Regions from separate parts of the Mus musculus genome. Here all the other regions are linked to region 3. The links are chromatin loops, found by intact Hi-C in ENCODE. Cell type or tissue: left cerebral cortex. All regions are shown on one strand. Region 1 overlaps Polr3gl (polymerase (RNA) III (DNA directed) polypeptide G like). Region 2 has its middle 8.4 kb from the start of H2bc18. Region 3 holds the start of n-THgtg8 (a tRNA gene).

Region 1 (8,000 bases), 76 kb after region 3:
GACCCTGTCTGCTGGACCCAGGCTCCAGCCTCTGCCTGTTTGGGAGTGCTTGTGGGAAGTTGGGGAAAGGTCAGTGGACATGGTTTAGCTATTGCCTGGAACCAATTAGGAATTTGGGGAAGCTGCTGTGTCTCGTGTCACTGGCTTTGTCCAACAAGGTCACCTGCCAGGGAAGGCAGGAGTCCAGGCAGGGCAGAGTCCAAGAATGACTTGATATTTATGACACTTTGTCTTTGAGGTAGCATGACTGATCCCAAGTGGTCATTCCAACCTTTGTCCTCCTTTCTCCTGCGCCAGGGGAAAGGCAACGTGAAGGGACGGAACTGTGGAAAGATGGGTGGGGACTAGTGTCCTGCCCTCCTTTACCACCTTTAGTTCGGGATCTTTGGTCCCACCACCAAGTTCCCAGGGATGTGAGTTGGCTCATTCGGTGCTTGCCTCCAAGCCTTGCATGTGAGCCCCCAGACCCATATGGCAGCAGGAGAGTACTGACTCCAGCAGGCTGTCCTCTGGGCTCCCCACACACGCCATTTTGTACACCCTTGGCCAAATAAATGAAATGTTAAAAAAAAAAAAAAAAAAAAAAGAGGAGCATCAGGTGGGCTAGCCTGTGGCAGTGTCTCTCAACATAGACCTGGACTTAAGTAATGAGGGTTAGGATGGTGTCTCCCCTCCACTGTGTGTGCACGGGACAACGTAGGAAAAGACAACAGGTAAACAAAACAGAACCAAACCGTTCAGGATCTTTGTTTTCGGCTGTTTCCTCCCTAGCTACAGTCGCTGGCTGTAGAACTGTGGGAAACCCCAGGGACAAGTCTCCTGGCCCCGCCCTTCCCTCACCTCGGAGAGCTAGAAAAGGAAACACATCAATCACCACAAATTGCTCAATAACTCTGGAATGTTCGCTTCTATTCCTGTTCCCGGCTCTGCTTTCTTGGCTGGGCTTCTATCCCAACACTTGCTACCACATTTAAACGAGGCCTTGAAGGCGCTTCTCCTCCATGGAGTCTAAGCCCCTCTTTGCCCTGTACAATGGGGTCAGAAATACCTGACCTTGGATTTCGGTTCTCTAACCCACGATGCTGTAGGAAATTCGGTCGGCCTGTCTAAAAGCGATTGGGAAGCTTATTGGACGCTTCTCACACAGTCCATCCTTAGACTATGAAATGCTCAGTGGGGCCTCCCGTGGTAGCACGGCAGATGTCTCTGCAGGTCTCCTTACTCTGTTTCTATACTGGACACGCAACTTACTCGTGGCTGTGGCATGGCAAGTGCATGCAACCAATCAGCTCGAGGAAGCCTTCCTTAGAAGCCAATCAGAGGCCAGGGAAGTGACCTCACCCAAGGGAGCGCTGTGTGGGCGAGGAAGCCTCTCTTAGAGCTGAGTGTCCCTAAATCACTCCCTTCCTCCCCACCCTCCTTACTTCCTGGAAGATAACACCGCCTACCCCCTCCCCAAAGTGGAGTGAGAAAGGCTAACTTAATTCCACAAAGGAAAGAACAACAAAAAAGAAGGAGCTGCAAGCCACACCCCGGCTGTCTGTAGAGAACAGTATATTTAGGGAGATCCTAAATATGCCTTTCAAAGTGGGCTCTCCAGGTCCTGGAAGACGGTAAGCTGAAAGCAGTGAGTCACTCCTCTCTCCCGGCCCCTGGCTTTCTGGACTCCCTGCACAAAAATAGCTGCAATCACTCTTTGTAAATAAGGACACCATCAAGGTCAAGTGTGAGAAAGGAGAGGGCTGGTGTCCTGGTAAATGTGCCTGACTATGCAGGCTCATGTCCCTGTGCTGCTGGAGGCCAAAGGCTAGGGTAGTCTGTGGGCGAGCCTATGCTTTCCCCAGCGCTGCTTTCAGACAGCATTGCAGATGAGTTCCTGAATGTCCTCCAAGGGAGAGCTGAGAAGTAAAGGTCAAGGGTCAAGGCGGTCACACACACACACACACACACCCGTGTCACACTGGACACGCAGAGATTTGACACTGGTGGCACAGACCTGGGACCACAGCTAGGGAGGCTGAGACAGTTTCAGGCCTGTTTGGGCTACAGGGTTAAGTTCAAAGCCAACTTAGGCAACTTAGCAAAAGCTCTGCCTAAAAATTCTAAAGCAAATATATAAAAAGAGATGGGGGCATGGCTGAGTGATGGAACACCCGTTTAGCATTTGCATGGCTGTAAATTCAGTCCTCTGAAAGGGGGCGTGGCAGGGGTAAGAATGGCTTGACTGGACACCCCCTCAGCCTTGCCTCCGGCCCTTTCCCAGTACACATCACTCTGTTAGACATGTTAGACAGATACAAACATTTTATTTAAAAGTACAAAACAGGCCTTACTCCTCTTGACTGTTCCCACCCCAAGTCTCCCCTAAACTGTCAACGGCTGCGCATCACAGCCCCCAGGGATCACACAGGTCACCTGGATTCTAACCAATTTTTTCTCAACAGAAGTAAATGCTAGTAAGTCTGCTGTGGTGGCGCGTCCCTGTAATCCCAAGGCTTGGGGGGGTGGGGGGGGGTCCAAAATTCAAGGCCAGCCTCAGCTACATACCGAGTTCCAGGCCAGCTTGAGCTACATGAGATCTTCTCTCAAAAAACAATAACAAAGCTGGGCATGGTGGCGAATGCCTTTAATCCCAGCACTTGGGAGGCAGAGGCAGAGGCAGAGGCAGGCGGATTTCTGAGTTTGAGGCCAGCCTGGTCTACAGAGTGAGTTCCAGGACAGCCAGGGCTACACAGAGAAACCTGTCTGGAAAAAACAAACCAAGCCAACCAACCAAAACAAAACAAAACAAATAACAAAAATAGGAAAACCCCTAAGTACATAGGGATATTTAGTTCCTGTATCTCAAATCAAGAATGATATATGGGCCCAGGTTTTCAGTCTATGGCCCAGGTTTTCAGTCTATGCCCAGGTTTTTCAGTATATGGCCTCATCCATATTGTCATCGCTGTCCCCTCCAAAGTCCTCTCCATTGTCAAAATATGACATGATGTAATCAGTTTCCTGAAATGTAAAAAGAAGCAAAGATCAGGGGTGATGTCAGAGTTTTCTTCTCTTTGTCTCCAGGCTCTTTCTTCTCACACACACCTTTCCAGGTCTGGGACACCTCTACCTGCTGTTACATTCATTCCTTTTCATGCGTATAGGTGCTTTGACTGCATGTATGTGTATACTGCTTTCGTGCTAGAACCCTCGGAGGCCAGACAATGGCGTCAGATGCCCGGGAACTGGAGTCACCGGTTGTTGTGAGCCACCATGTGGATGCTGAGAGTGGAGCTCGAGTCCTATGGAAGAGCAGCATGCGCTCTTAACCAAGAGTCGTCACTCCTGCTCCATGTTATACAAGTTAAAGTATTTGTTTGCCTGTATATGTATGTTATATGTGTGTGTCCAAGTGTGCCCTGGTGCACATGTGGAAGTCAGGGGACAACTTGCAGGGGTCAGTCCTTCCACTCTGTGGGTTCTGGGGACTGCACTCAGGTCATCAGGCTTGGTAGCAAGCCCCTTTGCCCTCTGAGCCATATCACCCGCCATGTTCCGTGTTTTGAGGATAGGTCAGGGATAGATGAACTGGAGAAAGGCTTTTGGTGGCACTGCAACTCTCTGAGAATGTCTCCCGTGTAAGGGTTGAGAGCCCAGGGTTAGTGAGATGGCTCAGTACAAAAGGCCTTTGTTGTTAAGCCAGAGGACCTGTGGTCAATAACCAGACCCCACACGGGAAAAGAGAGAGCCAACTCTTGCAAGTTGTCTTCTGACCTCCACACATTTCACACACACACACACACACACACACTCATGCACACATGTAATAAAAGATGGCTTGGATGTTAAAGGCCTTTGTTGCTCTTTCGGAGTTCAGATAACTTGGGCAGCTCACACCTGCTTGTAACGCCCAGCTTCAGGGGTTTGGAGACCCTCTTCAGGCCTCCTCAGGCACCAGAACACGCTTGGTATGCAATCATACAGAGTCTTGTATGCTAAGTCTGGAGGCAGACTCATATGTAACCCCAACAGCAGGAAATAGAAGCAGGGGGGCTTCTGGGGAGTTCCTGGCCAGCCTGGCTTGCATAATGGAGACCCTGTCTCAAAACCAAAACCAAAAATAAAACAACAACAAGAAATCTTGAAAAGAAAAAAAAAAAAAGAGTTGTGAGCCTACAACTTGTAAGGGAGAAAGGAGGGGTGGGGTGGGGAGGAGCAAAGCCCCCTCACCTCCTCATGCTCCTCTTCATCGTATTCCTCTTCCTCCCCCTCTTCCTTCTCCTCCTCTTCTTCTTTCTCTTCATCCTCCTCCGAAGTCACTTCCTCCTCCTTCTTCTCTAGCGTCTCATGTGAGGATGAATAGGAAGAGAAACTCACTCACAGAATGCAGGGAGAGCTGGGGCTCCAAGGGACCGGGAGGCCAGCTGTCTATCGCACTTCCTCCTCACCTCTAGTTTCTGTATCGTCTCCTCCTTATCGTCTGTGCTCTTAGGGGGCCTCTTGGGAAGGATAATGGTGGTCCCTGTTTGGAGGATCAAAAAGTGAGAGGCCTTAGTACATCTACTAGCTTTCTTTCGGGGTTTTAAATTTGGGGTGTGTGTGTGTCTGTGTGTGTGTGTACGTGTGTGTGTGACACACACGCGGAAGTTAGAATGAGTTCTTCCTTCCAACAGTGGGTCCTGTGGATTGGTGGCTGGCATCTCTTATCAGCTGAGCCATCTCTCCCTCCATCCTAGCTGAGCCTACTCCACCCTCTTGCAGCAAACACGGCACTCTGCTGCCCTCGTGTGGTCTCCGGCAGCAAAATGTGGCGGTCTGCTGCCCTCCTGTGGTCCCCGTGGCACCGGCTGACAAGCCCTCATCCTCCTGCAGATCCACTCACGCTCCTTCTGTACTTTCCGCACTCGAATCTTGAGCTCACTGGGGAGTCGCCGCCAATCTGGGAAGAGTGGGAGTGAAAATCAGCAGGACCCTGGCCGGCTGGAGGCTTCTGGGAGTGATGGCTGGCGCTAAGGGGGAGGGGAGTGTTTAAAAGGAAGGACGGAATGGGGGTTGGTTTGAAGATTTTTCAGAATAAAATTGTAGGTTTGACGCTTCTGGAGAGGTGGGCACTGTTGTTACAAATAGGGTTTCCACGTAGAACGCGAGAGTGTTGCAGAGCACATCTAAGACTCTAGATTTAGATGTACAGGAAAGGAAGGTGACAGTTTGAGGTACCTAAAGAATCTGAAAGGAGGGCATTCGGAGAGGAGGGGCCAGTCACTTACCAGGGTTCCAATCGATGGCGTTGTCAATAGGCCCAGACATCTGATACTTGTCTGAGTAACGTTCCACATCTGGGGGGCGGGTGGGGGGGGGGTAGAGCCCGTGAGTTAGAGTTTTAACCTTAGAACATCTGTCCTAAGGGTCTGCCCCTCTTATCTATCAATCTCCTTACTCTAAGCCCAGAGCCCAGAGCTGTCAGTTGGGGTCAGCCTTGCCTCTCCTTCAGCCTGCCTTGTTGCTATTCTTATCTTTGCCCAGAATCCTCTTCTGAGAAGCAGTGAGCTTCACTGGACAGGACACCCTGGGATAAAAACCAGGGTTCAGTCTTCTGTCTCCCTCTCACTAACTGGTTAGCTTGGTAAGTCTTCTTCCAGTGTTGAGCCCTCAGCTCCCAGGGGCTCAGTAGAAAAGCATCAACTGTCAATACTTCTCACCGAGGGCAAGTAACCATTCTCCCAAGCCTGCCAGCAGCCCCGCCCGCCGTCTCCAGTCTCCTGCTCTCGCTAGGTGAAAGCTTTGCACAGGTGGGGTGCTCAGAGGCCCAGCATCAAGGTCTCTCCAGTTAATGAATTGGAAATTCATTTGTACCCCCCCTATTTGAACTAAGATGCTGATGCTTTAATGTCCCACCAGCCCCAAGATTGAGGTTCAATTAAAATCTCGAGTAAGGTGATACATTTCAGACACAGAGGGACATTTAATGCTCTTTCCATTAGACAGGAAACTTCTAAGCCTCTCTGGCCCTGAGCGTGCTAGCATGGGCACTGCCCACAGAAGGAGGCCCGAATCCTTATGCTAGCTTTCTACTGACCTCTCTTGGGGACGGCTGGCCGGATGAAGTAGGGGAGCTGCCTCATGGCCCCGCGCAGCTCTTGCTTCAGTGCCAGGACATACTCCCCCTCCTCTCCTGCCGGCAGAGGCACTGGGTGGAACTCCAAGGGCTGAGGGGTACAGTGGTTAGTCTGGAGCGCTGCAATAAAACCTTAAAAGGCCTTTCCCCCAAGTAAAATCCAGTGTTCTCAGTAAGATTGGGAAGGCCAGAAGATGGAGGAGGGCATTCTGAGAGCTGGAGAGTGGACGGTATGAAGAGTGAAGATAAACACTTCCTTGCCGGGAAAACACCGCCCGTGGGGCAGGTGCGACTATAGACGGAATCAAGGTGCAGATGGCTCGAGATGGGCCAGGAGGATTCTGTGCTCATATGGCTCAGTGGGGGCTCACATGGGAGGCTTGGGAAGGGAAGGGAGACACTCACAGGAAAGAGTGGAGAGGGCTGGAGAGTGGGTGGGGGCAAAGCATCACCCTTCCCAATGCCCACAGCCTCCATGTTGAAGGTCAACTGGCCCCGGCCACGACCCCGGCCCCCACCCCGGCTGGCCATGGTGGAGGGGGCCTGGATATGCAGAGATCCAGTGAGAAAAACCTAATAAAGACAAAAACAGAGAGATAAAGAAGTGTACTAGAAGAGATATGACGCCAAGAAGCCGCACAGCACATCATGTGATGTTCTATGGGAGGTGACGTTTTCCTCTGTGCCCCGGTTCAAACCCAGGGCTTTTCTCATGCTAGGCAAGTACTCTACTTTGGGCTACATTCCAATCCCTTTTTCTGTGACAGTTAGAAATTTGATGTGCCAGGCAGTGGAGGGACACACCTTTAGTTTCAGCACTTGAGAGGCAAAGGAAGGCATTACTTTGAGTTTGAGGCCAGCCTGGTCTACAGAATGAGTTTTGGGACAGCCAAGGTTATGCAGAGAAACCTGTCTCAAAAAAAAAAAAAAAAAAAAAAAAAAACCAAGCAAAATAAATACAAAATATAACTACTTAATTAATTAAAAAATAAATAAAACATTAAGTTAGGAGTGATACCACAAACCTGTAATCCGAGCCCTGTACTTGACGAGAGGATTATCAGTTTGAGGCTAGCCTGGTCTACATAGAGTTCCAGGCCACTGAGGGATAAATAGCAAGATCATGTCTCAAGATAAACAAAGCTGGAGAGACTGTTCAGTGGTTAAGATGTGCATTGCTTTCGAAGAGGAATGGAGTTTTGTTCCAGTACTTGTGTCTGGTGTCTCACACCGTCTGTAAACCCAGCTCCAGGGAATCTAACACCCTTATTTCGCCTCCATGGACATCTGCACTCACATGCACACACTTTTAAAATATGTTTTAAAACATGAGAGATGGCTCTGTGGTTAAAAGTATCCCATGCTCTTGCAGAGGACCTGGGTCTGGTTCCTCTGCTCACATCAGGTGGTTCCCACTGCCTGTGACTCTACTTCCCGGAGAATCCACGCCTGCCACAGCCTCCATGCACATTTACATAAGTGGTACACATACAAATAAGTAAAAGTAAATAATATTTTAAAGTACTAAAACAATTCAGCTAGAGAGATGTCTCAGTGGTGGGGTACTGCTCTTCCAGATGACACGACTCTGACTCCCATCACTCACATGGGGGGCTTACTATAACTCCAGCTCCAGGAAGGGGGGTCCGGTGCCTTTGGCCTTTATGGACACCTGAATTCATGTGTATACACAGTGATACACACAGACCCATAATTAAAACAGACATATCTGTTTATTTTTTGAGATCTTTATTTTTATTTTATGGGTATGGGTGTTTTGCAGGCAGACAGACAAAAAGATAGACAGGCAGGCAGAGTGCGCGCACACACACACACACACACACACACACACACACACACACACACACACACCATTTGAATGCAGTGCCCATGAAGACCAGAA
Region 2 (8,000 bases), 230 kb before region 3:
ATTTAGTTATCTAAGCGTAAGCGTCTTGCATTTACCTCCTTACTGCATAAGACATGTTTGCGGTGAGACATCTAGACCTGTAGGGCGTCATTCTGTAGGCACTTCAAGTGGGTTTGACCGGTGTCTTTAATCCCAGCACTCTAGGAAGCAGATTCTTATTGAGATAGGCCAGCATGACTTTTGGTTATAGCTTACAATCAAATGATGGTGGCCCAGCACTCCAGGGAGGCAAGCTAATGGACATCTGAGTTCAAGACAAGCCTCATTTGCAGAGCTAGTTCCAGGGCTATGGCCTAACTAAGACAACACAAAGAAATCCTGTCTCCAAAACAGTTCACATCAGTGCCCTTAGGGGAAAAGTACACCTAAACACTCCTTCCCAGCTTTTAGTTGACAGTTCTGAGTCTTGATGATTTAACACAAAAGGGAGCCAAGCAAAAAGAAATTACCTATAATTCATCTGTGCTATTTCTGATTGATACTGTCTGTATTCTATCTAGCTTGACTTGTTTATTTAGTCAGGATTTATGAATAATAAGCAGAAAAGGGTGTGGTGAATAATGTGCTAATACATATGAGGTTTGGGGTTAAATCACTCAGGGGCTCCTTGTCTTCTGCGGTGTCTACACTGTGAAACTCTGAAGGATTTGCTTGTCAATCCCTTTGTTGGGGACTTGTTTCCTGAGTCATTTTAAGTATCTAAACAATGACTCATATTTTGATAGTGATTTCCAGGCACTACGTGATAGAAATTGTACTTAAATGACCATTCCTTATCCCCCAGTGAAAAATAAAACAAAAATATGTTAATACCATTTTAGGGCTGGCAAGATGACCCAGTATGTAAAGGTATTTGCCCAGTGACCTGAGTTTGGTCCTGGGGGCAAACACACACACACACACAAAACCACAATAAATAAGCAAATATGATTTTTAGAATTAGGAGAGTTCATCACAGTAAAATTTGATTTCCAATCATTTGCTTTCAAGAAAAAGAATACCCACCCCGCTCCCTTGACTATCTTGTGGGGGCGGGGGGTTCGGTTAAAGAAGAGGACCATAACTGAGAAGTTCTGGCTCTGTTCTGAGGAGAAAAGCCAGGTTTGCACAAACCAAAACAGATTGTAACAATTCTTCCTAGCAGGAAGAAATGGTATTTGGCTGAGTCTGGTAGCACAAGCCATTAGTCCAAGCACTCGGGGGGGGGGACAGAGGTAGGTAGATCTCCATGAGTTCAAGGCCAGCCTGGTCTACATTTGGAGTTCTAAGACAGATCCCTACCTCACAAACAACCCAGAAGTTGTATTTGAGATTATAAGCATTGATTGAGTCCATAGGATTGAGTAGCCCCATACAACTTGCAGTTATCAATAAAGCTACATTATAGACCATCCCTGACACTATAGAAAAATAGTGTAGATATGGAAGGGTAATTCCTAAAACCTGCTTGGGCCAGGGTACCATACAGACACTACTGCAACAAAACAGCTGCTGTGTGGCTTTCTCTGAGGTCTGATTGGTTATTGTTTCTTTTTTAAGATCTATTTATTTTATGTACATGAGTACATTGTAGCTGTCAGACACACCAGAGGAGGGCATCAGATCCCATTACAGGTGGTTGGTGGTTGCTGGGAATTGAACTCAGGACCTCTGGAAGAGCAGTCAGTGCTCTGAACCACTGAGCCATCTCTCCAGCCCTGGATATGTTTCTTAATATGCATTTTCTCATCTTCAAATTGAGAATAATAGTAATAGTTATACAATCTTCAGGAAGTGACCAAGTTGACTGAAACCGCCATTGTCATAAGGATTTTTGAGAAACATGTCTCACAAGACTGATACCTACACTATATTGTGTTCAAAATGAAAAGTTTACATTGTTTTCAAACTCACAGGGAACATTGATCAAAAATGACCACCACTTTTGGGAGACCAAAATCCTAAAGGACCCATTCAGTGATTACAAACCAACCACAAATTCTTCACAACCTGATTTTTTTCTTCTTCTTCCAAAAAGTGCACAGGTTAGAGGGGATTCCAAAATAAAGCCTGCTCATTCGTCGGGAATAACAATAAGATAGACCACTGTGTGCCAGACTCTCCACAGGTGAGCAGGGGATGGTATGTGCTGAGTCTGAACTGAAGAAAGGCCAGTGTGGTGAATACCTTTAATCACTGAACTGGAAGGCACAGGCGGACAAGAAGAACAGATTTAAGGGAAAGTTAGAATGGGTTAAACTTTTAACAAACAAAAAAGGAATAGAGCTGGGCGTGGTGGTGCACACCTTTAATCCCAGCACTCCGGAGGCAGAGGCAAGCGGATTTCTGAGTTCGAGGCCAGCCTGGTCTACAGAGTGAGTTCCAGGACAACCAGGGCTGCACAGAGAAACCCTGTCTCGAAAAACAAAACAAAACAAAACAAAACAAAACGGAATAAAAACCAAAGGAAAGTCGAAAGGATAAATCAGAAAATCAACAGGAGAGCAGACTTCCCCAGTCCACCACGGCTGAATTAACCATGAAACCAAAGGCTTCCCTGACAGTCAACACTGAAAGAGAAAAGGCATATAGCTGGTGGAGCTAGATGCAGGAGATGCTTGTAAGTGGTATGAACTTGGGGCTTGGGTTTTTGTTTTGTTTGGGATTCTGTGCATGAGTGTTTTGTATCTACATGCATACCCAGTGCCCAGGGAGTTTAGAAGAAAATGTCAGATCCCCTGGAAGTGGAGCTACAGATGGTTGTGAACGCACATGTGGTTGCTGGGAACTGAATTTGGGTCCTCGGTAAGAGCAACAAGTGTTCTCAATCAATGAGCCATCTGCCTGGTTCATTGTTGGTTTGGTTTGGTTTGGTTTGGTTTTGACTCTGTGCCTTTCCAATGGGCAAGATGAGGAAGAGCAATTTTATTGTCTATGAGTTTTGGACCCACTAATCTACATTATGTGTCTTGTCTACCCAAGTGGCCTGAAACTCCATAAGTATTGAGGAGGACCTTGAATTACTGATCTCCTACCTCCACTTCCCTGGTGCTGGAATCCCAGGCATGTGTCTCTATGCTTGGGTTTATGCTGTTCATGCGTGCCGAGCAAGCACGCTGCCAGGGGAACTACATCTTCAGTACTCCCCAACCCTGAAACCTTATGGAGTCCCAAATTGTCTACAGACGTACTAGTGTTCTGCGAGGTATGGAAAAGGACAGGGCAAGACTGGCCTTCTCATTGCCAACCTTAACATAGTTTTCTGAGGGTTAGCCTTTAAACTGTTACAGCTATGAGGCATGACTTCTGAAGATTCTGCCTATGCCACATTACACAAATGCGAGATGTAGGAACGGTTCTAACAATGCTTCTAGAAGGAACGTTCTAGCACTACTGTAAGATATAAACAGTCAGCAGAGATACTTACATAAGTAAGTGAGTAAGCAGAGATACTTTGGCATGTGTAGGAAAGTCAACATCAGGCCTGTCCTTTCTCCCTAGCGCCCCCTCCCGCCCCCAGACACACATCTATAGGTTTAGTGCAGTCCTTCTCCATATTAAATCAGCTCGTGGAAACCCGCCTCATTTTCAGTAGTTTTGAGAGCTTCTTGCACTGCTCTAGGAATGAAGACTCCCCACGACCACAGCACTCCTATCCCAAAAGGCATGTGGACACACGCTCCTCGTCACCAGCTGCATCAGACCCCTTCGGGATGCCTCGTTCTCAGCTCTGGAAACTTTGCACTAAGGATATACTGAGCTACCTGCCTGCCCGCTCTCTGGCTCGGCTGACCCACCCTAACTAGCTCCGACAATGCGGGAACCTGCGCGGAGGCCGTGTGTGCTGGACAGAGGCCGTGTGTGCTGGACACAAAGGAGGCAGAGGTAGCAGTCTCCTCCTGCTTGCTCTTTGGCGTCTACCCACCAGAGCCTCGGGTTAGGCGGGACTTTGAATCTTCTCCCCGGCAGCAGCGGCAGCAGCTGCGAGCCCCAAAGGCGACCACCAGGAGTCGCTATGTGGGTCCTCGACCGCGCTGATCAGACTGGCGGGCTGGGGTGAGTAGTTCTGCAGCTGCGCATTCGCGGAGACTGCCAGCCTCTCGTGATGCTGCGCTCGCGCAGATGCAAAGTGAACCATCATTACCAAGAGCTGAGTCTGCTTTGGAATGGGGCCCTTCCCTATACCGGAGGGAATCGGACACGCACCACCCTTTTCCACACGCTGCCGCAGACTCAGTAGAGATCATTCACTCTTGTCTGCTAGGTGAAAGCAATTAATCGTAAGGTTTGAGGGAGACTGAAAAAGTACGCCGAGGAGCGTTTCGGGTCACGGGGGTCTCCGAGCTTTGGCAACGATGACCCAGCCGCACACTGCCTGCATTGTATACAGATGACCACGAGATGGCGCCAGCGAGTCACTTCGCCCCAAAGTCCTATTTTCTCTTCTTTTACTATGTATCTAGGTAGGGGGCCTTGATTGGAGTTTGTTTTCTCTGCCAGTTAAAGAATAAACGGCAGGGGGAAAAATGTTGTGGAGCAGGTAGCAAAGGGATAAATCTCAGACACAGCAGACAGAATCAACCCGTGAAGAAAGATTATCAGGCTGAGAAAACACACGCACACAGAGTACGGCACACAGAAAGATTGGGCGTGATCTCAGGAAGTTGGCCTTTTCTGGAGGGGTGGGGGGCTTGAGGATCTTTTAGGGGATCTTCTCCTAGTCTACGAGTTGTCAGTTTGAATAAAGACAGAGAAACTGATAGGCCCACATTTCTGGATAAACATGTACTAGCCTGGCCCTGAACTTGGACTGCGCTGCCTGCCCATGCTGGCAAGAGAAAAAGTCCACCCGGTTTTTGCCTCAGGTCAGGAGCATAAAAAAAAAAAAAAAAAAAAAAAAAGCAAGTGGTTTGCCATACTGTCTGTTACCTCCCACACATGTCTATCAACGATCTAAATCCTAGCTCTTCGTTTTCTTCCTTTCTATTTTGTAACCTGATTGGGAGGTGTCACGTTGTCCAAAAGGCTGAACACACCTGCATGCAACAGACAACTAGGTGGAGTGATGGGCAGATGAGGTGTCTGCTAACCCAATTGTCATTTCCAGCATGCTTTTTCTTCTAGTGATAACCAGAGAAATTCTAAGTCCTGACCTTAAAGATGAAAGTCTTTATGGAGGACAGATGGACAGATAGATAGGAGCCACAGACAGACTTTAAAAATAAAATTAAATTAAAATTAAAAACAAAAAAGCAGGGGAACTTCTGGCTTGTTTTTCCTCCGTCTGACCAGAGGCCTAGGCCAGACAGCTTGAAACAAAAGGCCAGCAGGTTTACTCTCTCCCACTAGCTGTTCCCACACACTCCCTGTGCTGCTCAAGTAAGCGAGAGGCCTGACCCTGACTATTTATCCAAAGCTTATTAGCATCTAGCCCAGGGTGGCCCCAGTCTCACGGAGTAGCCTAAGATAACCTGAACTTCTGATCCTCCGACCTGCACTTCCAGAATCTGGTTTTATTTCTTTGTCTAAACTGAGCAACTCTAAACAGGGGAGGGGACCCCCCCCAAGTTCTAGCCCACCAAAGACTGTGTGAACCTTTGCTGCCCTACTGGTATGTGTACATGTGTGTTTATATGTGTGTGTGGTGTGTATGTGTGCATGTGGTGGGGGAGGGGGTTATATGCATGTGGTACATGTGGGGGGGTGTATGCATGTGGTGCAATGGGGTGTGTGTGTGTGTGTGCATGTGGTGTGTGTGGGTGTGGGTGCATGTGGGTGTGTGGGTGTGAGTTCCCTTGCCTTGAATAAAAGTTTTAATAAAACCCATCTAGTAAAAGTGGTTTTCACTCATTGCTTCTGCTGCTGTGTCTGGGATCCTCCTTGCTGCTAACTGTTGTACTGGAGATCTCTTGTGCCTTTTAATTCTTTAATTGACAGAAAAACAATTTGATCCAAACTCCTCAACAATAACTAGTTCACAGAAGTACAATCAGAAACAAAGATGTCCCCTTGCACATTAGAGGAAAAGTAAGTTTGCTTTATAAGTTATGTATAGCCCCTGATATGGCGAGCTATTAGATTTGATCATTCAGAAATATCGAGCTTGCTTTCTGGTACAAAATAGCATCAGATGTGAATGTTTTTGGTTGGCTGGGTGGGTGGGTGGGTGGGTGGGTTTTTTGTTGGGTTTTGGATCTTCATGGCAGCTTACAACTGTCTGTAACCTCAGCCCTCGGGGATCTGACACTCTCACACAGACACAGACAGACAGACATGCAGGCAAAATCCCAACGTACATAAAAATAATAAATTATTTTAAAAAATAAAATAAATGGCTCATTGGATAAAAGCACTTGCCACACAAGCATGAAGGCTGGAGTTTGAATCCCTAGAACCCATGGAGAGGCAGACATAGAGGTGAGCGTCTATATTTCCCACTTCCTACACTAAGGCATTAGTGGAGAGAGTGAGTCTCCAGAATACCTCACGTGTGTGGGGGCAAACAACAGAGACCCTGTGAGAACCTGCAGCAAAGGGTGTGCGCACGCCCACACTCACACCCACACACACATCCACCTTACAGACTCACTGAAGAAAGGAATTGTCAGTCCAGGGAGAAGGGTCAATGGGTAAAGTGCTTGCTATACTGAGTTCATGCTTCCACCTAAAAGACTGGCATGGCAAGGCTTGTCTGTAACCCATGTCTGTAACCCCGGTGGTACAAGGACAGGGGTTATCCTGGAGGAGGCGCTGCTGGCCAGCTCTAGGTTGAGTGGGAGCCGCGGTCTAGAAAGATCAGGTGGAGAGTGATTGGAAATGACACTGGAAAGCAACTTCTGGTCTTTGACACACAAAGATGAACACACCTGTGCACACACACACACATATGTGCACACACTTACACTAAATGTATAAACAGTCCCTAAAAGTTTTATTTGAGCAAAGGGATCTTGTAAGACTCCAAAGGCTTTATAAATAGTCATTTAATTGTCTCATACTTTCTGAAAATGGGCTATGAGTGTTTGAGATGCAAAGCCACTTATGGGAATGAACACCGGTGTACCACAGCAAAGACGAAAGACAGGACCGCAGGGGGATCAAACTTCAGACTACTTTGGGAAAGATCTTTTGTTAACTGAAGTCCCTAGGAAAAAAGCCACTCCCATGATAGCTGTCTACAAAACTAGCTGGCTGTGGAGAACTAGAACATTAGATGGGAGCCAAAATCATCTTGGGCTCTTGGCCTGTTAGCCATCCATTGCCTGTGATCTAACTGTGGTGGTTTGAATATGCCTGGAACAGGGAGTGGCATTATTTGGAAGTGTGGCCTTGTTGGAGTGGGTGTGCCATCCAACTCCCTCATCCCAGCTGCTTGGAAGTCAGTCTTATAGCGTCCCTCAGATGAAGTAGAACGCTCCACTCCTCCTGGACCATGCCTGCCCAGATGCTGCCAGGCTTCTGCCTTGATGATAATGGACCAAACCTCTGAACTCATAAGCCAGTCCCAATTAAATGTTGTTCTTATAAGAGTTGCCTCGGTCATAGTGTCTGTTCACAGCTGTAAAACCTTAGACATAACATCTCTGTGACAAATACATAAATCCTTTAGAAGGGTGCAGTGGCTATTCCTGGTTGTCAAATTGACTACATCTGCAATGGACTACAATCCAGAATTGGAGGGCTCACCTGTGATCTAGATCTTGAGGCTGAAAGACACAAGTTTCTGACCTAGATCTTGACATGGAGATCTTGAGGCCATGAAAATCTTAGACCCAGGCAAAGTAGTACATGCCTTTAATTCCAGAAGACTGAAGCAAGCAGATCTCTGAGTTCAAGGTCAGCCAAGGACAAAGCAAGTCCCAGATCCAAAAGCGGTGGTACACACCTTTAATCTGGGCCACACCTTCTGCTGGAGGCCCACATAGGGAGATTGGAAGAAGGAAGACTCACTCTTCACCAGCTTGCACTTACTTGCCAGCACCTGTTGGAACCTACTTCTACAGAAGACCAGCTGAAACAGC
Region 3 (8,000 bases):
TTTCTATGTCTTTATGATCTTTGTACATAATGGTGCACTTCTTCCATTTGTTCTTAAATCAACATTAGCAAAGTTCCAGAGTCTATAATTTAATGCCTTTTGTCTGATACTCTTTATGCACAGAGGCAGGTGGGCCTCTCTGCTTCCTCCAGGTCTTTCTGAATGGAGTCGCCCTGAGACCTGGGTTTCTAGGGCGCGTGGCACTGAGGAGCAGCCGACCGAGAGCGCGGACGTGGAGGGCAGGCAGTCCTTGTGGCGACCGGGTAGTGCGGAACCGGTGCGCGGAGACTTGAATTCCTGGAAGTTGACTCTTCTACCCTGGTGCCTTTTTTGATCTAGACCTCAGTGATGACGGCTCCCGGTGTGAGGGACCCTTACTGGGAAAATAGGTACTATTTACTCTTCTTCGGCAGAAGCTTGTTTTTAAAACCAAGTTTGTGATGTCCGAGTAACAAGGCCATCTGGTGTAGAATCGACAGAGACACACTCGTAGAACATTTGCTGCAGAGACAGGCGCTCTGCTCCCGAAGTGTTTGGTTCTCCGACCGACAGTGGAGGAGCCAAGTTTCGGTATCACCGCTCTACTTCTCTCTTGCGATGGGGAAGGAGCCTCCTTTACAGACCTGGCTCTTCCCAAGAGTTTAGGATGCTCGTATTGGATAAGCCGCTTGGAATTATTTCGGTGACTCAGTTTTACCGCAAAGGCAAAAATCAGAATTTTGTTAATTAGTAAGTAAAAAGCTGCAAAGGGACGGTACTACTAAATGCCGTGACTCGGATTCGAACCGAGGTTGCTGCGGCCACAACGCAGAGTACTAACCACTATACGATCACGGCGAGCCACCGGGCAAGCAGCGGGTTGCGGCCTCAATTTAATGGTCTTTGAATGAGAGTAGCCTTCCAGAGTTGCCTGATTTATTTAGTATAGTCTATATGGCCGCAATATCAAAAGTCTGGCTTTGAAACCCTGGTGCTTCCGCAATACTAACACGAGCACCAGCTCCTTGCTTCCTGGGATTTCATGACCTGGGATAAGAAACCGCCGCACCAGCAGACCTATGTTGTTTCTCTCCAAAGAAACAAGCCACGGAATCAACGGTTTTGTTACCAGAAGGGTGCAACCAGAAAAGGAGCAGAGCTGGTGAAGGAGTCCTTCTCCAGGGCCGTGTTTCCTGGTTCCACTCACAAAACCTCCCGAACCGAAGGCGGGGCTGCTTCTAAAGTCTCAAAGAGCCAGACTCCATTTTAGATACTTTCCTGAACAATCCCAAAAGGATAATCCTACAAGTCTGTGACGCCATTCGCTGTACTAACAGATAGGAATAACATAAACTTGAGAAGAAACTCGGTGGAGTTAGATCCAGGGATCAGAGATCTTCGGATTTCTAAACGTAAAAAGACAACCTTATGCGTTGGCCGGGAATCGAACCCGGGTCAACTGCTTGGAAGGCAGCTATGCTCACCACTATACCACCAACGCAGGTTAGCGATTGTTCTGTTTGGATATCTTAATGAAAGCTATGACAGAAAGTTTTTTGTTTCTTTTCTTGCAAATTTGTTTTGATTGAAGAAAAATTAAGACGGGGGCGGGGGGGACCTTGTAAGACAGACGGGAGAGAGATGACAGACAAACACTCTAGGATAGCCAAGTTTAAAGAAAATTAATTCTTTTTATCGTTTGAAGGGAGCTTCTGGAATCCTGTGATCCTGTAAAAGGCTCTGCTGTGGGTGTTTTTTAATGTGTGACGTTCTTTAGTACAAATGTAGAAAAGATTGCACTTTACATTTTCATATTTTAAGTGATTATTTTGTAATTTTTTTTAGAAAATTGAGAGAAAAAATTTATTTCCCTGACCGGGAATCGAACCCGGGCCGCGGCGGTGAGAGCGCCGAATCCTAACCACTAGACCACCAGGGAAGTTAGCGCCTCGTTCCCCTTTAGATCATATGGCTCCAAGTAACTGCGATTTGTGGGTGTGTGTGCGTGTGTGCGTGCGTGCGTGCGTGCGTGTGTTTGTTTTGTTTCATTTGTTTCATTTTTGCTCCATTGAAGTTTTAAGATTATATATAAAACCTTCTTTGTATCGAAACTACTTTTTCAGCAGGTCTCATTTAAATACAAAAACAGCGCAAGAGTTCTCAAGCCTAGTTCTTAAGCCCTGGAGAGAATACCGTACACAGGATCACACTCCCAAGACCGGAGAGGCAAACCTTTGCAGACAGCTCCTCTCTAGAAAGTCAAATCGCCGGAACTAGCAGGGGCCTTGGCAAAGGAAACAAGCATTTTTCTTAGAGGATATAAAGAGCATCGCGGAAGGAACGCTAAGATGTCCTAGACCTATGGTAGCCACCGGGTATAGCAGCGCCAGCTGAAACTTCTGCCACAAACAGGTTGTGTGGAGACTGGGGAAATGAGCCTGCAGGTTGGTGCGTCTTCGTGCCTCGGTTTAACTCACTGGGCCGTCTCCCATTCCCAGATGGAGAAATCTTGTAAACTTCCCTCCCCCAACCCCCCCAATCAAGGTATAACACTGAACGTGAGGAAAACAGAGACAGACACAGAGAGAAAACAAACTTGGCAAAATGGTGGCAACAAGGCAACGAATAGAACGTTTGCTATACCCTTTTTTCATTTTTGCTGTAGGTTTGAAATTGTTTAAGGCAAATATTAAGCAATCAAAAGCTGCTATTGGTCCTTGTTTGTTGTTGGGGGAGGAGAGCATGTGTATGAACTAACCATGAAGAGAAGACACGTGTACACGTCAGTTCAAACAGAACATTTTAGAAAGCACTTCCCTACACCTGGATGGAATTATTCTTTGGCTTATCGTCAAACCCTTACCTACAGCGAATAAACATCACTTTCGATAATGATAAAGAATCAATTTAAAAACGGAGTCATTAACTATGTGTGCATATCAATAGGGACCAACGGGAGGCGGGGAGGGGACATAGCGGGTAGGATTTGGGGATGTTCCGAGACGGGGCATCTTTCTGGTTGCTTTGATTTGTTTTTGAAGAGTATGCTAAGATGTTAAGTAGTAACCTTCTAGCTCTCTAGCTCTTTTACTCCAGAAGTTTTCACTGAACCGATATCTGTGACAGTATCAAAAACAGGGCAACATCTTGGGATTGGTAAAAGGATGCAAACTTAATTTTCTGGACTTGCAGCCATTTTCTTTGGATTGCAACATTCCCTGCTAAAGAGAAAAGGAGAGAGGCTCAAGAAACTCACAAGACCCCTTCCAGCGGTTATATACTTAGTAAACAACCAGGAAGAAGACACTGTGTAGCTCTGCCTGCAAATTGTACAGGGGACCCAGTGGCTGATCGCCCAGGCAAGGCTTCTCAGTGATGCCAAGAAACCCGAGTTCCTGTAAGTAACTCAAACTCTGGGGCAGCAAAATAGACTTTTCTTTTCTTTTTTTTTTTTTTAGGTCTTTGGTTTATCCTCCGAAGTGAACAGACACACGTTCAGTGTCCTCAAGAAAAGTCATGAAACACTCACAAGAAATCATAAATTCAAAAGAAATAAGTCTTCGGAGGGTAAAGATGATCAAAATATACTGTATGAAAAAAATGTAAATAGAAACAAAAGCAGCTCGTGCTGCTTTTCAAAATGTTCAGCCTGCTTCCGTTTGGTCGACAGTGCCTTTTTGTCGATTATCCTGCCACCTCCTGGTGGTTTGGGGCAACACAGGAGAACCTAGGAAAGCTTGTGTGCCCTGGGATAGGAGCTTGCCACTTGTAAGAAAATGGGTCTGGGGTCTCAAGAAAATGAGCACACAATCCAAAGTACTTCGCAAGGCAAATGGTTTTCCTTTCGTAGAAGGTGTGTACCACAGCCAAATCAAGCAGGCAAACACTCGAAGCGAGGATCCCCCTGGGTTTTTTTCCCCAACGCAAAGGGATTCCTGTGCCTCTCAAACTTAGCCCATTGGCTGATTTAAAGCACAGTTGATAAACAGAGTTCAGTTTGAGCACCCAGTACAACCTGGAGCGCATATTTTTATTTGAAGAAGTGCTGACCCTGGAGGAATTCGAATTTCTGCCAAGCCATTTATGTTTTTGTTTGTTTGTTTATGAAGTGGTTTGTTATTTATCCCTTTGGTAGAAAAGACCCTTCATTTTCTTCAGTTTCCACACCATGTCTCAACATCAAAGCACCAGGACAGGGTTCCCGTCTCCTCCTCCACGCATCTAAGAATGGATGCATAAGAGGTTTCATTTTATTTTGTCAAACATTTACAAAGAGCACCTGAATACAAAGCAATGATATAAAGAAAGTTAAACTGCCCCATCTAGTAAAAAAAAAACAAAACAAAAAACAAAACAAAAACCCCACAACATTAAACACCTGAGTCAATAATCCACAAGGTGAGATTACAGCAGGCTTTTCTCTAACTCCCAATATGAGTAAAGTCCCTGGACATTGTGTATGAAGAGATAGAAGACTGAACGGTTGGGAGAAGGAGGCAAACCAGGCAGAAGTGGGGACTTCTCTGGGCTCCCTGTCCACCCACATAGTCCGGATTTAGAGCCAAAAAACGCTAGCAACCTGGATGGCCAGTACTTGGAGGTGGGGGCCAGAATATTAGTTCAAAGTCATCTCAAAGGGAGTTCAAAACCAGCCTGGCCACATAAAGTCCTGTCTACAAAAACAAAACATAGATAAACATTAAAAATTCCTAAACTGCATGTGGTACCACGTACCCCTAATCCTAAATCTGGGAAATAGACCAGAAGTTCAAGGCCAGCCTGGAATACACGGGCTTATGTGTAAGTAAGTGTGTGTGTGTGTGTGTGTGTGTGTGTGTGTGTGTGTGTGAATTAAACAAAAGCCTACTGTGTCCAGCCTCACAAGACAGAAAACGTCTTAATAATAATGGCTGTGTCGCAGGCAACAGCACAGAAATAAGCTATGGCTTATTCTACTCAAAGACTGCAGTGGGTGCCCAGACGTCTGCCCTCGGCTGACCTCAGAAGGTGGTCATCCCTGCTGGGATGGAGCCAGAGAACACTTAAGGCATTTGAATTTCACCCAAATTCAATGATAAGAAAGCAGCAACATCTCCCAGGGTCACCATAGGCCACCTAGGGGTTGGTAGGAACTGGTACCTGAGATTGGTTCAGGCTAGTTACAGGAGGTAGCGGTGCTCACCTTTAACCCCAGGACTCGGGAGGCAGAGGTAGGAGGATCTCTGTGAATTTGAGGCCACCCTGAACTACAGCATTAGTTTCAGGACAGCAGAGACTATACAGAAGAGACCTTGTCTTGAAAAACCAGGTAGATAGATAATAGAGAGATAATAGATCAATCTTTATTTAGAACAATGAAGATGGCAGTCTCTCTGAGGGACTGGAGACTGTGTGCCAAGGCACAGGATGGCTTGAAACTTTTGTAGAGCAGAAAAGGGAACGTGGAGGTGAAAGATTCTATCTGCAGATCTGTTGCCCTGCAGTCCCAAAGTTGTAACTAGCAGCAGAGGTTGGTGGGTTGATCTCTCAGGAGCTGCCAGGATCCCCGCTGACTGAAGATGTTACTGAGCTCTCGAGCCCAGGTCTTCTCAGGTCTTCTCAGGTCTTCTCAGGCGCGTAGATCATTGCTGTTCACAAAGGCCCACGGGGGACATAGACTCCAGTGTTACCAAGACTCACTCTCTTTCTCTGTCTAATACCCCCAAATATGTAAGTTTCAAAAGCATTTATCATACCATTGGCAACATCTAGATGATACAATCGTAGGTCTGAGGCATTGTTGTTGCTTTGAAATGCTAGGGATTCAACAGGGCTTGTACATGCTAGGCAAATGCTCTGCTCCTGAACCATACCCCTGGCCCTACCTGCTTTTAAGAGAGAGTCTGGATTGGCTGCCTAGCCAATTTCAGACTCCTAGAGTTATAATCCCCCTACCCCAGCCTCCAAAGTAGCTGGGGCTCCAGGTACACACTAGCGTGCCAAGTTCTAATACATTAAGGTAGTCACTATAAAAAATATTTTAACTCGTTGGGTATGGTGGAGCACACCTTTAATGCCAACACTTGGGAGGCGGGGGTGGGGTGGGGTGGGGAGGGCAATCTCTAGGAATTTAATGCTACCCTGGTCTCCATAGTGAGTCTAGGTCAGCCAAGACTGTATATTGAAATTCTGTCTCAAAACACAAAAAACCAATGGGGCTGAAGAGATGGCTTAGTGGTTGAGACCACTGACTGCTTATCCTGAGTTCAATTCCCAGCAACCACATGGTGGCTCACAACCATCTGGAATGGGATCCAATGCCCTCTTCTGGTGTGTTTGAAGTCAGCTACAGTGTACTGAGGCTCTTTTAAAATAAATTAAAACAAACTAAAAACAAAAACCAAGCCTATCAGTGGTGGCACACACCTTTACTCCCAGCACTTGGGAAAACAGAGGCAGGCAGACCTCTGTGAGTTCAAGGCCAGCCTGATCTATATTGTGAGCTACCGAACAGCCAGGTCTATGTAGAGAGACCCTGTCTCAAAAAAAAAAAAAAAAAGCAAAACAAAACACAAACAAAAAATAACTTTAACAAGGGCTAGAAATGTAGTTGTTTGGTAGAGTGTTTGCCTGGCATACACTCTAATCCCTGCTGCCCCATAACTCTGGATATGGTGGCAAACACCTGTAATCCCAACACTCAAGAGCTATGGACAGGAGGATCAGAAGGTCAGAGCCTGCTTCATCTCAGCCTGGCCTACATATAAAACAAAAAAATGGCATCTTGGTTAGGATTTTATTGCTGTGAAGAGACACCATGACCATGGCAACTCTTATAAAAGACAACATTTAATTGGGGCTGGTTTGCAGTTTCAGAGGTTTGGTCCGTTACCGTCATGGTGGGAGGCATGGTTGTACACAGGCAGATACGATACTGGAGAAGGGGCCAGGAGTTCTACATCTGGATTGGCAGGCAGCTGGAAGACAAAATGAGCCACTGGTCCTAGTTTGAGCATCTGAAGCTTCAAAGCCCACCTCCAATGACACACTTCCTCTAAAAAGGCCACACCCACTCCAACAAGGTCACATGGCCTAGTCCTTTGAAATAGTGCCACTCCCTGTGAGCCTATGGGGGCCATTTTCATTCAAACCACTGAGTTTAGATGGTCTAGATGGCTATAAATTAAACAAAAAGATAGAGAAGAGCAAGTGTCTATGAGGGTAAGCGAGTGGACCATTGGAGCCTACTGATAGGAAGAGTGGACGCTGCAGCTGCTACGGGGAAGATTGGCAGCTCTTCCAAGAGGCAAATATAGAACATGACTCAGTGATTCCACGCCTGGGAGTAAAGCTCAAAACACTAAGAACAAATAAATAAATACGTGTATATGAATGCTCACTGGAGCACTGTTGGGTGTGCGTACCTCTAGATCTCTGTAAATGTAGAAACCATTCATAGATGCCCTTCAGCAAATGAAGAGAGAAAATGGAATCTGAGAGCATGTGTGACTGTAGCTCAGTGGTAGAGTGTTTGTCCAGCATATGGAAGTCATGGAGTTGGTCTTTAACATTGAAAACAGAAAATTCTCTTCAAGAGAGAGAACTGTATGTATTCTAGTTCAGAAAGTAATTTTTCAGCCTCTACTGATATATGAATCCATCACTTGCCTATAAAAAGGAACAAAATATTGAATGATGCTACAAATGAAACTCAAAAGCTTCACCCTAAAGCTAGACTTGGTGGCTTATGCTTGGAATCTTAGCACCGGGTAATAGAGGCAAAAGAATCCGGAGTCCAAGGACAGCCAGGACTACTTGACACTCTTGTTTCAAAAATCCTCAAACCAGCTACCTTTTAATCTTAACACTTGGGAGACAGAGGCAGGCAGATGTCTCTGAGTTCAAGGCCAGCCTGGTCTACATAGTAGGTCCTTGGTCATGATAGATCCTAGACGATAACTATACTACAAACAAAACAAAGCAAATCTCACCAAACAAAAGCCACCAAGAAACTATACTGGGAAGTCACATATTTGACATGT

Evidence for each region. Peaks named below come from ENCODE experiments on the same cell type or tissue, not always from the same donor. Only the 100,000 strongest peaks of a DNase experiment are listed, where the experiment ranks them.
Region 1: it touches region 3 in a loop (2.3-fold over the local background); 7 of 42 quality-filtered maps call a loop at or near these places.
Region 2: it touches region 3 in a loop (3-fold over the local background); 16 of 42 quality-filtered maps call a loop at or near these places.

The regions. Positions count from the first base shown.
Region 1 is chr3:96,575,586-96,583,585 of GRCm38, forward strand. Polr3gl (polymerase (RNA) III (DNA directed) polypeptide G like) reads right to left here. Exons shown (of 8, transcript NM_027241.4): 2 at 6,503-6,670; 3 at 6,059-6,188; 4 at 5,250-5,318; 5 at 4,865-4,921; 6 at 4,431-4,504; 7 at 4,213-4,326; 8 at 2,287-3,003. The coding sequence starts at 6,628. The coding sequence ends at 2,917. Among named protein-coding and RNA genes, the nearest start is that of Gm15441, 13 kb to the left of the region's middle. In left cerebral cortex, CTCF peaks have their summits at 1,157 and 4,797 (motif pointing left); DNase peaks (open chromatin) are centred at 1,344, 3,350 and 4,792; H3K4me3 peaks cover 1,705 bases; H3K27ac peaks cover 3,915 bases.
Region 2 is chr3:96,274,147-96,282,146 of GRCm38, forward strand. No RefSeq gene overlaps it. Among named protein-coding and RNA genes, the nearest start is that of H2bc18, 8.4 kb to the left of the region's middle. In left cerebral cortex, CTCF peaks have their summits at 3,975 (motif pointing right) and 4,369 (motif pointing right); DNase peaks (open chromatin) are centred at 3,528 and 4,059; H3K4me3 peaks cover 1,661 bases; H3K27ac peaks cover 1,792 bases.
Region 3 is chr3:96,499,601-96,507,600 of GRCm38, forward strand. n-THgtg8 (a tRNA gene) reads right to left here and starts at 837; the gene lies at 766-837. It overlaps n-TGtcc7 (a tRNA gene), which reads right to left and starts at 1,480; the gene lies at 1,409-1,480. n-TEctc13 (a tRNA gene) reads right to left here and starts at 1,918; the gene lies at 1,847-1,918. Gm40100 (a long non-coding RNA gene) reads right to left here. Exons shown (of 2, transcript XR_867483.1): 2 at 6,790-6,935. In left cerebral cortex, CTCF peaks have their summits at 218 and 3,679 (motif pointing left); DNase peaks (open chromatin) are centred at 9, 200, 841, 1,416 and 3 more places; H3K4me3 peaks cover 3,770 bases; H3K27ac peaks cover 1,534 bases.